Linked DNA regions of Mus musculus: regions 1, 2 and 3 are each linked to region 4. A link is a contact called in ENCODE Hi-C or POLR2A ChIA-PET data. All regions are on one chromosome and are shown on one strand. The core of a region is the stretch at or near the end of the contact, and the rest is flanking DNA. Distances in the headings are between cores, read along the strand shown. Region 1 overlaps 1700105F02Rik (a long non-coding RNA gene). Region 2 has its middle 24 kb from the start of 1700105F02Rik. Region 3 has its middle 35 kb from the start of 4930431P22Rik. Region 4 holds the start of 4930444M15Rik (RIKEN cDNA 4930444M15 gene).

Evidence for each region. A loop is a pair of places that touch in the nucleus more often than their neighbours do. ChIA-PET counts read pairs that join two places held with the same protein, here RNA polymerase II (POLR2A).
Region 1: POLR2A ChIA-PET joins it to region 4 with 24 read pairs in embryonic stem cell. The contact joins the enhancer-like site here to the promoter of 4930444M15Rik in region 4. A Hi-C loop is called at or near these places in 3 of 37 maps with a recorded cell type or tissue (heart and left cerebral cortex). POLR2A ChIA-PET finds 5 or more read pairs at or near these places in 4 of 5 experiments (Patski and embryonic stem cell).
Region 2: POLR2A ChIA-PET joins it to region 4 with 12 read pairs in Patski. The contact joins the enhancer-like site here to the promoter of 4930444M15Rik in region 4. A Hi-C loop is called at or near these places in 1 of 37 maps with a recorded cell type or tissue (Patski). POLR2A ChIA-PET finds 5 or more read pairs at or near these places in 1 of 5 experiments (Patski).
Region 3: POLR2A ChIA-PET joins it to region 4 with 19 read pairs in Patski. The contact joins the enhancer-like site here to the promoter of 4930444M15Rik in region 4. POLR2A ChIA-PET finds 5 or more read pairs at or near these places in 3 of 5 experiments (Patski and embryonic stem cell).

Annotation. Positions count from the first base shown.
Region 1 is chr14:76,656,744-76,659,576 of GRCm38, reverse strand. The region is part of intron 2 of 1700105F02Rik (a long non-coding RNA gene); the gene reads left to right. Among named protein-coding and RNA genes, the nearest start is that of 1700108F19Rik, 19 kb to the left of the region's middle. Within about 2 kb of position 1,341, at least 2 of the 3 ENCODE cell types and tissues checked have a DNase peak (open chromatin) inside an H3K27ac peak, as active enhancers do; they include heart and left cerebral cortex, where a contact is called at or near this core.
Region 2 is chr14:76,700,506-76,703,656 of GRCm38, reverse strand. No RefSeq gene overlaps it. Among named protein-coding and RNA genes, the nearest start is that of 1700105F02Rik, 24 kb to the right of the region's middle. Within about 2 kb of position 1,823, at least 1 of the 3 ENCODE cell types and tissues checked has a DNase peak (open chromatin) inside an H3K27ac peak, as active enhancers do.
Region 3 is chr14:76,723,184-76,726,230 of GRCm38, reverse strand. No RefSeq gene overlaps it. Among named protein-coding and RNA genes, the nearest start is that of 4930431P22Rik, 35 kb to the left of the region's middle. Within about 2 kb of position 1,295, at least 3 of the 3 ENCODE cell types and tissues checked have a DNase peak (open chromatin) inside an H3K27ac peak, as active enhancers do.
Region 4 is chr14:76,519,535-76,522,653 of GRCm38, reverse strand. 4930444M15Rik (RIKEN cDNA 4930444M15 gene) reads left to right here and starts at 1,799. Exons shown (of 4, transcript NR_045660.1): 1 at 1,799-2,092; 2 at 2,489-2,800.

The DNA.
Region 1 (2,833 bases), core at 92-2,591, 140 kb before region 4:
ACAACCCTTGGTGATTTTTGGAACCACAACAGGTAACAGTCCTCGGCAACCAAGTTGTTTATCTAAAGCTATCCCGGAATCTGTGCCACGGCTGCCAAGGAATCCTGCGCAAGGAAGATGAAAAAAAGCCAAATTTAGTAGCAGATGACAGGCCTGAGGTCCGAGCGCTTCTGAGAAGCTTGAGAAACACCCCCTCTCCTGTTTATTCAAAATCTAAATCTCCTTGACCTATAAGAAGCTGCTGCAGTGCATGCGCAACGTGGACTGGCTGTTTCCTGTGGCTTTAAGGAGTGTAGACCTGACTGCCTTGCAGCAGCCCTGGGGAACGCCAAGCTGCTCGGGGTTGTGTAAATGACTGGGATCATCATTTTCCTGAATCAGGCTCCCACAAAAACAACACAGTGATGAAAGAGAGCAACTGGACACGTTGGCATGGTATCCAGCCCTGGGGATTCTTACACAGGTGGCCTGCCACGTAAGGACCCAAACCAGACAGACAGAAGGTCTGGGACCACGACCACAGAAACGCTTTTCTGACGTGTTTTCTTTTTTTTTTTTTCTTTCCATTTTTTATTAGGTATTTAGCGCATTTACATTTCCAATGCTATACCAAAAGTCCCCCATACCCACCCACCCCCACTCCCCTACCCGCCCACTCCCCCTTTTTGGCCCTGGCGTTCCCCTGTTCTGGGGCATATAAAGTTTGACGTGTTTTCTTAACAGGACACCACAGTCCAAGAGACAGGGGGAGGTGACACAAGGAGAATGACAGGATTTTTTTCCCTCACTCAGGAAGACCGACCAGAAAGCCGCCCCTAGTCTGTGACCTCCAAAGATGTAGAAGAGTATTTCAGGTAGCGAGGCTAGTAAGCTTGCCATCCACCTATGGGCTAGCATCCACTGAAGAATGCTCTGTATTCTGAGGTTTTAAAAATCACGTGCTCAGAGATATCCCCTGCCAGCCTTCACTCCTGACCTCTAGAAGGGACCACTGCCCTGTTCTCACCGTCTTACTGGCCTTCCAAAAGCATTGCCCACGCAGACCAGACCAGTTATCTAATTTCCTTCTGCTCAGCCCCCAGGAGCTATTTTGGGCTTGGTCTGTGTGTGTCCTCCACTTTCCTGCCAGGACTGACTCAGCCCCTCTCCTCTCCTGGGACTCTTTTCTTTAAAAAAAAAAAAAAAAAAAAAAAACAAAAAAACCTTTGAAAGATGCTGCATGCTTCCTCTAGGGCAGCACGTGGTGCCTGACTCAACTTGGCGTGCTGCCAGGAAGTTTCAAGTACCACCCTGCAGGCCAGCAGAAGGGGTAGGGAGGGAAGGCAGCGCCACAGCATCAGCATCTATAGTTCAAGCCCCTCTCTTGCTTACCTACCTACCGCAGCTCTGTTGTGAGACCTGTGAGGGTCTACATGCAGCAGGCCGAGTGTCTACATGCAGCAGGCCGAGTGTCTAAGCCTTGGCTTTCCCTTTTCTCCACCCATAATGCACCTGCCTTTGTCTAATTCCTGCTGGTCTCATCTTGATCCCCAGCACAGCCTAAACACTCTTCTCTGGTTCTCCAACCCACCCAACAGAACTGACCCTCCTTACTTGTCTGTCTCCCATCTCATCTCCTCCTGCTACACTGTCTCTATATGGCTAACTCAACCCTGTGCTTTGAGGGCTCCCGCATCCCATATGCTTTTTATATATAGAATTTGATTTGATTGTGTTATCCAAGTAAAGTGTTAAGAGGGCAAGATAAAAGAAGAGGAGGGGGGTTGAAGAAGAGGGACTTAAAAGCCTTTGGTTAGTGGAAATTGAGAAGCCCCTCCAAATTACCATGCCTGACTTTGTGAATTAGCATCAGGCTGATGATGAATCAGCTCGAAACAATGGCTGCATCTCTAACCTCTGCTGCCTAGAAAAAGCCGCCCAAGGCCAGCAGCTCCCTGGGCCAAGTAGGTAAAATCAGTGTGAGGATGGGAGCCAGATATTAAACAGCAGGGAGTGATGGTGTCATGGAAACACAGTGTAGACAGCCTCGCCCAGCAAAACACTCAAATTCAAATTTAAACACACTCAGAGCCAGCGTAAAGCTCGGGTCAGAGTCAAACAGCTAGATCTGCCAACACGGTGCTCTGCATTGTCAGTAGAAAGGCTCCGGTTCCCCTTTTCTACATTTGACATGTTAAATGGAGTGCAGTTATAGAGCATAGATAGATAGAGCATCATTCTGACTACGTTGAGCTACAATCCATCATGTTTCTGTGGATGAAGATATCACAGTCTCCAGTTCTAAATGTGAGGAATGCCACAGAGGTGTATTTTTGGTGAACAAAGAGGCTATGGGATCAACATCTGAGGCTTGGAACCTCACTGGGGAGGCAAGAGAAAACTCCCAGCACAAGCAGATTGTTATCTTACCATATCTCAAAGTCACAATTATCCCACCTCTCTCAACACTTCAGCCCAGCCAAAATGCCTACAGGTGATGCGTCCCCCGCCCCCACCTCTTAGACCACGGTCTGAACACATCACCTTTACCAGGCTTTCTCTGTCAGCCTTGTCTCTTCTTTTTCTACTCCATCCCAAATGCTACCTGAGGACTGTGTGCTTCCCAGGGCAGTGCTTGCCCACCCTAGATTGCAACTGTGATATGTATTGGCACCAGAGTGGCAAAAGCAGGACCGAATCTGATTCATCAAAAGCTGCCTGGTTCGACACACATGCTCATTTGTTGGCATTGCATAAATAAACAAAGGAAAGGAAGGAAGGAAGGAAGGAAGGAAGGAAGGAAGGAAGGAAGGAAGGAGGGAAGGAGGGAAGGAGGGAAGGAGGGAAGGAGGGA
Region 2 (3,151 bases), core at 574-3,073, 180 kb before region 4:
TAATATTGGTGCTATACAAGCACGGCCTCATGTCATCCTTAGAGTTCTAGTTCCTCCGTCAAGTGTTTCCCTATGACTCAGCATAGCACTTGCCACTGCAAACACAACAAACAGAAATGTTGAACTTTCTAGGAAAACGCTGTTTTCCTCGATCAGATCATTCTTGTCTCACAATGCTCACAATGTCAGCTGACAATGCCGTTTCCTCTCTTGCTTTGCTGTACCACCATCATCTGCTCAGCCAATCTTCCCAACTCTGTCTCTGACAGTTCCCTGCAGGCAGGGCCATGCACTGGCATCTGTGGCCTGAGCTACTGCAATGACCCCGTCAATGGCCTCTTTGCCGCCTTGCTTACCACATTCCAGTCTACTACCCCAGGGTGAGCAAGGTACTCTTTTTTACTGGAATGGTTATTTCTTCAGGACTGGGGCCAGATCACCCTCTGGGCAGTCTGGGTCATATGAAACCCACATACCTCTCTGCTCCACGAGGCCTGAGATGCCTTCCATCATTCCCGTAAATCCCCTGGACTTGCTACCATTTTTTTTTTTTGGTTTGGTTTTGGCATGATCCCCTTTTCTCTATGCTGCCAATACTAAAGGCTATTACTATGAAAAGCGCTAACTTAGGAGTAAGAGTCAGCTCTAATCAATCATCCTCACCAGGGTCCGTGAGAGTATTTCTCTCTTGCCTCTCTCCACCTCTCACACTTCATTACAGACACTGGCTTGCCAGTTTCTCTGGGTGTCTGGGACTCTACAGTTACTCAGATGTTTGACAGCTTTATCCTCCCCTCCTATGTAGACCCAGTGTCCTCTTCCCACATTCTTGACATCACATTCTTGAAATTGCTGCCCCTTCCAATCCCCCTCCCTTCCCTGGTTTCTCGACCTCTGCAGCATAAGTCACACTCTGGCAAGCATACATTATTCTTTCTCCTCTCGTTGGCCGTTTGCCTCATCAACTATCATGGAAGCTCTGCGAGGAGAGAAGATGTGTCCATCTTGTCTGCCACCGTGTCCCCTGCTCTATGGCAATACGGCGGCGCGCACAGCTATCAGTAGCACAGTTGGTGCACAGTCATTGCAGCGATGCAGGAACAGAATACCAGGGCCCCAGAGGATGAGGAAATGAGCAGGAAACCTTGTCCCAGCTCAGGATATCAAGGGACACTCAGAAAAAAGGGAGGGAGGGAGGGAGGGAGGGAGGGAGGGAGGGAGGGAGGGAGGGAAGAAGGAATTGCCATAAAGGGACCTTAGAAACCAACCAACAAATCTCAGATTCAGTGGAGTGTTCTCTCCAGGAGCAGCACATGGAACTGCCAAAGCAATGGACACACCCGGAGGCCTGATGGAGAAGTTCCTTTTGTGTGGTTGCTTGTGTGCTCTGGCTTCTTGTTTTCACTTCCTTCACTTGCTTTTGAAAAGCCTCACAAACATGAAAACTAAACTTCTAATCTCTCCAGTCTTAAGCCAACTGCCTGACTGCTCCCTGAGACTCGATCTGGAACAGAGAGATGCCCTTGACACAGCAGGACTGACGGCAGCCTTGACTTTGATCATTCATCCATCTTTGTTATATTTTATAGATTAATTTTTCTGTTCCTTCCCACTAACAGCAGGCGAGCACCATGCTCGGTTTTCAAACGGGCACAGTAGCTGGTGTCTGCAACCACAGATTCAGAAACCAGATTCTGAAAGTTGAACTGAATCAAAAAGCAAAACTTGAATTTGTTGTATGCCAGGTTCTATGACAAATGCAACCTAATGAAGTGATGTGTGGGCAGGCACTGTGTCGGGAATGGTACGTAGTCAAGAGATGATTTAGCAGCAAGGATTGTATAGATTACATACAGAGGCTGTGCTGCTGTATCTAAGAAGAGACTTGAGCATCATGCATTTTGGTATCTATAAAAGTCCAAGAATGTATCTCTCAATAAAGGGTAGGCTGTCGAGCCCATAGTCACATAAGCTTTGAAAACTTTGCAAAACCAGGATGCTCTGATTGTAATGGTGGTAAGACTCTCTTCCATTCCCACCCCACCCCCTCCTGCTTCCCACACCCTGGGCAGAGACTTTCTACAGTATTTTTGGAACAGTGCTGAGGTAAAGTTGAGTTGGCATATTTAGCTTGGGTTTAAGGGGATATATTTAGTTGGCTTTCAGTCACCTCTGAACATTGATAAGTTACTGCTATTCATAGGCATTGCTTCTAGAAATACTCTAACTTAAGGGCCAACTCATGCAGCATCGTGATACAAAGGCACACAGTCTACCATGACATGTGTGCAATAGACAATTTGGCCCTGGGAATATATGGGGAATGAAAGATCACCTATATTTGAGGTCACCACAGTGGTAGATAGTCTGTGAGACTCCTCCCTTACCAATCATACAAAAATATAAGCCAGAATATCCATCATTCTGACTGTCTTAGTTAGGGTTTCTATTGCTATGAAGAGACACCATGGTCACAGCAACTCTCATAAAGAAAAGCATTTAATCAGGACTGGCTCATAGTTTAGAGGTTTAGTCCCCTGTCATCATGACAGGAAGCATAGCGGCCCCGCAGGCAGACACAGTGCTGGAGAGGGAGCTGAGAGTTCTACACACAGATCTGCAGGCAACAGGAAGAGAGGGTGATACTGGGACTGCCTTGGGTCCCCCAAACCCCAAAGCCCACCCACTTCTTTCAACAAGGCCACACCTCCCAATAGTGCCACTCCCTGTGAGCCTGTAGGGGGCCAATTTCAGTCAAACCACCACTTAGAAAATTTTGACACTTTGGACCACAAACCTAGAGGAGTTTTCTAAATAGCATACATGCCCTGCTGTGAACAACGAAGGGCTTATGGATCTCAACTGTTTAAACCTAAAAAGAAGTCATGATGTATCAATGAAAGGGTATATCACTTTTCTATCATTTTCCTCTTTAAAATTGTGATGCTTTAAAGAGACTAGCAAGGAGTAAATATTCAACACAGTGTATTATACTATAATGTATAATGGGAAGTTAACTAAAGTGGCTATTTTCTGGATTTTTGTCTTAAGTCATCCCAAAGGTCCATGTGAAAAAGTTGATCTCCAGATGAGGCAGAAGCCTGATGACAGGGCCATGAGATTAGGGCGTAGTAGAGCCTTTAGGAGGTGG
Region 3 (3,047 bases), core at 46-2,545, 200 kb before region 4:
TTAAGAGGAAATTTCCCAGAGCTGACCTGGATTGCCATATGTGTAGCCCCCAAAGTTCCCCATGCACAACCAACTGCAACCAACTCTACAATCCTCTCCTTATATATACACAGTGTGCCTTCAGTGCGCTTGTACGTGCAGCTGTCTCCAACTGATCCAGGTTTCCATTTACTAAGTGCCTGTAACTTGACTGAGAACCCTGTGTCCCCAGTCCTTATCTTCAACAGCCACCCCCCTGGGGGAAATGTCATTTACTATTGTTGTAAAATAACAATGACCCAGATAAAGAAACTAAACTTCAAGAACTCCCCATTGACCAAGAAACTCACCAAAGACAGTTGCCAAGACCCTATCACTAATGACAGTTAAGAAGGTCCTTTCTAAACATGGACTGTTCCCAGAAGACCTTTGGAGGGGCCCCTGCCTTGCACTCTCTTCATCCAAGACTTCTTCTAGTCTCTCCTCCCACCCACAGTCATCTTCTCATCTCCACAGGAACTCTTAAGAAAGTGGATCATACAATAGAGAGAAGGTGGGGACAGTCCCTCCAGCAAGATGGTACCAGGGAGCCACTGGGATTTGCTGACAACCACGGAGATCCATACATTTGTCCGTAGAAATAACACGTTGTGCTGTAAGATAGATAACTCCCTCACTGTCTGAAGAGGCAAAGGAGTGGTGGTTTGCCAGCAGAGAAACCTGCTCAGCCTTGTAATACAATTTATATTGGCAGATGTGATTTGAGTTCAACCCATTGGCTTGGAAGCGGGCTTGCATGATTCATACCTTGGAGGCTGTGTCTATCCTGAAGCCCATGAGTCTGGCTCTGTGCCCCTGTCTCACTTGAGACTGCACGCTTTTGTTTGGTTTTGTTTTTTGGTTTGGTTTGGTTTGGTTTGGTTTGGTTTGGTTTGGTTTGGTTTGGTTTTTAGAGACAGGGTTTCTCTGTATAGCCCTGGCTGTCCTGGAACTCACTCTGTAGACCAGGCTGAGACTGCACATTCAACGTGGGCAGGCGTCTCTCCTTTTGTTGATTCCCGTTTCCTGTAAGCATTTGAACACAACCTTGGCCAGAGCTGAGCTTGCTAAAGCATCTTGCTAATCCCGGAAGGTGACCCAGGGAACCCATTGCTGTCTGAATCATTTCGATCTGTGCAAGAGATTTTTGCAGTCACTTGCAATCATTATTGTTGCTGAGCTGAGAGGATCCAGAAAATCAGAAGGAAAACAGAACATCTAAGCATCCGGGAGCCCGGGGCCTAAAAATATCAGCTGGCTTGGGTGGAGCTTTAGTTAGTTTCTGAGAAAGTCCTCGGGTCCTAAGGCCCTTGGGTGGAGGATGGCTTCAATCTCATTATGGTGATTGGGAAGGAGGGACATCAGAGCCTCAAACATACCCTGAGAAGACAGGCATTCCTCCCAAATAGAATGTGGATTGTTTAGGCGAATGTCCTTGCCAGGTGGCATTTCCATTTGAGTCTGTTCTGCTGGGGCAGGGGGGGGGGGTCATGGACATGGACACAAAATCGCCCTCCCATCTCTCAGGTTCGGAAGAAAGCTCCCCTTTGCAGGCTGGAAAGCCATTCTCAGCTTTGGGAGTGATATAAAGCATGCCATTGTCAAGGCTGGGCCTGAGAACATCGCGCTCTCAGCCTTACTGGCTTGGCGAGTGTCAAAGGAGTCTAACAGGGCTGCCTACCATGAATCCCATCCTTCTGGTCGGCCCAGCTGGGCCCTCACCCCCTCACCCCCAGTTCCACTCACTATTCGAATGCTGTAAAATTTGTTCCAGGACAAGCTATGATTCTTGCTCATTTTAGACTTGGCAATGCTACAAATGTTTACATTTCCTTTTTATTAAATCTCTCTTTGTCCCTCTGTCTCTATCTCTCTCTCTGTCTCTTTGTCTCTCTGTGTGTATGTGCACACATGTGCACGCACGCACACACAAGACCACGGGCATGGAGAAAATATGAAGGTCAGAGAAAACCTTGGTAGCAGTCCTCACATCGTTTGAGAAAGGGTGTCCCACTCTGAACTAGCTGACCTGTGAACTTCGGGGTTTCTCCTGTTCCTGCCTTCCATCTCTCCATTAGGGAAACTAGAATTAAAGCTAAGCTACCACTCCAGGCTGCTAGTTGGGTTCTGGAGATTTACTCATGTCCTCACATCTGCACGGCAAGTGTGCTGCCCACTAAGCCATCTCTCCACCCTTCCTTGTCACTGTTTTTAACAAAGAAAAGTCTGATTGTTGTAAGATCTTAAGCAAGCAGCCTCATCTGACACCCTCAAGCAGAAGAGAGGAATGGTCGGTTTGCAAGACTAGAGGAGATAAATTCATGAAACTCGGCCACTGAGCAAGTCACTAATTGCTTTGTGGGCCCCAGAGGCCCTGGCGCCCCATGCTTGGCTCTGACACCTGTCACCATTCCTTTGTGGACCCAGGGGAGGCAGTCTACTCCTGTTAATCCCTTGCCTTAGGGCTTGTGCCTACTGTCCTAACCATGAGGTTTTTACTTCTTCACTTTGATGCAGATGAGGAATGTGATAACTGTCATGTGGAATTGAAAAAAAGAAAAAACAAAAACCAGAGAAATGTGGGTAAACAGCATTCTTTAACAATCCATAGGATGCGAGGAATGTTGTGCTGGTACCTTTTCTCCATTTGTCTTGAGGAGACCTAGATGTGCACATACACATACGTGTGACATGTGACATGTGCATGTGAGCTTGATGACATCAGAGGAATCTCTTTTTTTTCCTTTTTGCAATTTGTTTCATTATTAATTTTTTTCTCTTAAAAAAATACCTTTTGCTAGAACATTCTGTCTAGAAACTTCCAAAGGAAAACACTCAAGCCCATAATAGAGAACAGAAATTATATAAAAAAGCATCTCCTCTGAAGGCAGAGATAATGAGATTTTGAATTGCTGTACGTTCTTGGAGACTCATTTGGAGCAAGTGGCTTTTACAAGGCTGAACCCTCCTGTCTACCTAACCTTCGGGAAATGGCTTTGTAAGTAGCATTGAGCCTACTTCCCAAGATG
Region 4 (3,119 bases), core at 550-3,049:
GGACACTAAGAAAATGTAAAGTTACAACTACTGTCTCCCATCTCTGGAAAAAAGCTCCACACATGGTTTAAGGGAAACTCAGAGCAGGATAGAGGAGCCTCTGGCTTGGATGTGTTTTACACTCTGAGCTACTTTGTGTTTGAGTCTTGTGTTACCTTTCTGTTACAAGACCTGGGATAACCACCTTGAAGAGAGAAGAGCTCTCTTTATGGCTCAGGGTTTTAGAGTTTCTATTGCATGATTGATTGGCACCTGTGCTTTGTGCCTGGGTTAAAGCAATACATGACTGAAGCAGGAAGCAGAGCTAATCTGCCCACCTGATGGTTAGGAGGCCGGAGGACTAGGTTCCTACGATCTCCTTCAAGGACATAGCTTCAATGACATAAGGACCTCCCAGTAGTCCCCAAAAGATCTCACCAGTCCCCGGTAGTTCACCCTGGGGGACAAAGCCTCAGAGTTGAAACTAGAGCTGGCATTTACTGTATATGGGTTAATATGGTCTCCTTCTGAGTGAGTTTGAATGTCTGTCCTAGCTCCCCATGTAGAGGAAAGTGTGGGTGTAGTAAGATGGAAATGAGAAAGGACTTGGCGGGGTGTGTGTCCTGCCGAGAGCCTAAGATACTTGCGGGAGGACAAATGTCACTAAGCTAGGCCATAACCATGGGCCTAGGTCAGATCATGAAAATCTTGAGCCAGGAGGTAACCATACAGATGTGTGTTAAGAATCACACCTGGGGGTGATACACATAAGATCTTCAGAAAGTTTGGCCCGAGAGTTCTGTGAACAAGGTTGGAAGGGTACAAGTCCCGGATGGAATAGAAGCTTGTGGGAGACACATGGGTATCAGAACTCAGCAAAGTGAATGAAGAAAGCGTGTAGAAGGAGCAACGGTTGGCTTGGGAGTGAATGTTTGGGACATGCAGAGGGTCTCATACTCCTTAGTCCCCCTGAAAGCATATACTCAGCTCCCCCACTTCTCTAGGAAGATAAAGAGGTACGCAATGGAACTCCATCTGAGCCAGCCCAAAGAAAGGCACCATGATACATTTTCGTGAACATAGCTGGGAGGCTCTAAGAATTTCCTAACCAAGCATTTTCCAATCCTGACTCATGTGCAGTTTAATTATCCCGCACCTTCCTGGAGATTAGTTCCAGGAACCCCTGCTCTAGTAGATAGCAGAGTCCATAGCTGCTTAAGTCTCTTACATAAAATGGCTTAGTGTTTTCTTATGATTCATTACATCTTCTCACATGTGCTAAAGGGTCTCTAGACCCTATCAAGCTTCACACAGTGCAAATACTATTCTGTTGTTGTACTTCATGGTTTATGGGATCATGACCCCCCCAAAAAATTATACATGTTCACCGTGGCTGCAATGCTTTGTCCAAATACATTCTGTTGTATTGGTTGATTGGGTCTGTGGGTAAGAACGCCATAGTTATGGAGTGGGGAGTTAAATGCACAGTTTTCTGTACTATAAATCTCTTTTCATGTAGGCTTGGGATTAGCCTTTAACAGACTTGGAGATGTAGCCACAAGGGAATAACTCTTTTTAGATGACCTCCAATTCAGAGTTTCATCATGAAGCATACCATGACTTCCTAAATCCCAGGTAATCCTGTGAATTCAAGGAGGTAGTTGTTGAAGATTCTGGAACAGATGATGGGAGGAGTTAAGAAGAAAACATGGTCCCACTGTTTCAAAGTACATTCCAAACTGGGAGTGGGGGAAGAGAGACTGGCGGTCACAATCACTGCCTGTGGAATGTTTGTGAGGGTTACCATGGCTTCCCGACATTCTGAAAGTGCTTAGCCTGAGAGGCCCCACATAATCTTCACAGTTCAGCGGTCTCTGAATTGTCACCATGTAACCTTCTTGCCTGTTATCTGTTTACTCTGGGGATGACTCATGACTAGTCACTAGCCCAGTAACTTTGTAACCTTTCCCCCGGAGAATGTGTCTGGATGTCACAGATCTGTGCCACCTTCAGCTTTCTCTTTTCAGGGCTCAACTTGCTTCCAACAATATCACTAGTTTTTATGAGTGTTATGTGAAGCCGCAATTAGACAACATCTCCTCATCTGCCCTAGGTAAATTGTCAGTAATTGACCTAGAGCTCACTGTTTTTCTCATCAGTGAATTCCCACCTTGTCTTCTACCTCGCCAGAGGTTTTCCCCAGGGAGCCCTGCCTTAGTAGCCGCCATTTTGGTTTCTCTTGGGTCACCATTTACTCAATCCAACACCTAGCTGCTACTGGGTGCTGTGTCCTCTATGAAGATGCATTGTGGGGGGGGGGGGTTCCAAGGGATGTGGCAACCTCCACTGAGAGAGAGAACCTTTCTGGTAATCAGCTGTGTGACTTTGAAGAGCCACCAGCTCCCTCTGAGCCTGCGCTAAGCTCTCTGTAATGTTGACTAGGGGGGGGGGGCAACAGATCTCCAGACAGCAAGCTCTCAGATCTAGTCCTCACACCCTGCCTCTTCAGCATGCAGGATGGGGTTCTGTCTTCTGCGTGGAGCATGATGGGTGAGAGGAAGCAGAGGCTGGAGAGATGGAGGACCCACAGTTTGAAAGGAGATGAACCCCACAGGACGCTTCCACAGAGTGATGCTGGCCAGCCCACCTTGGACCACAGGAAGCTCCCTAAGAAAAAGGTTGGGTGAATTGAGCAGAGAAACAGTTGTCTCAGCAGGGAAGAGCTCTCCTTCAGTTCTCCATGATCCAGAGAATGAGGATCTGTATGAGGGGCTTTGAGAGAGAAAGAGCCCGTGAGGATGAAGGCATCTGCTATAGTTAAGTAAGCCACTGACAAATTTTAAGCCAGAAAGGATGGCCTCAAGTGGGTTTTATTTTCTTCTTTCACTGGCCATTTGGAAGCCACTGGCCTAGCAGCCATTGTGGAACTGGGTATGTACGTAGGAGACTCATGTTCCCTTCTGTTCTCATTTTATCCCCTTCCCCAATGACCCGTGCTGTGCTCTGAATATCTCTTTATGCCCCAGTATATGTATTTGTGTATGTATAGTGTGTGTGTGTTATATAGCATAATAGATGCTACTTTAGCATATTTACTCTCATAGACCCTGAGATACACATTCAGAACCCTGTTTTGTGGA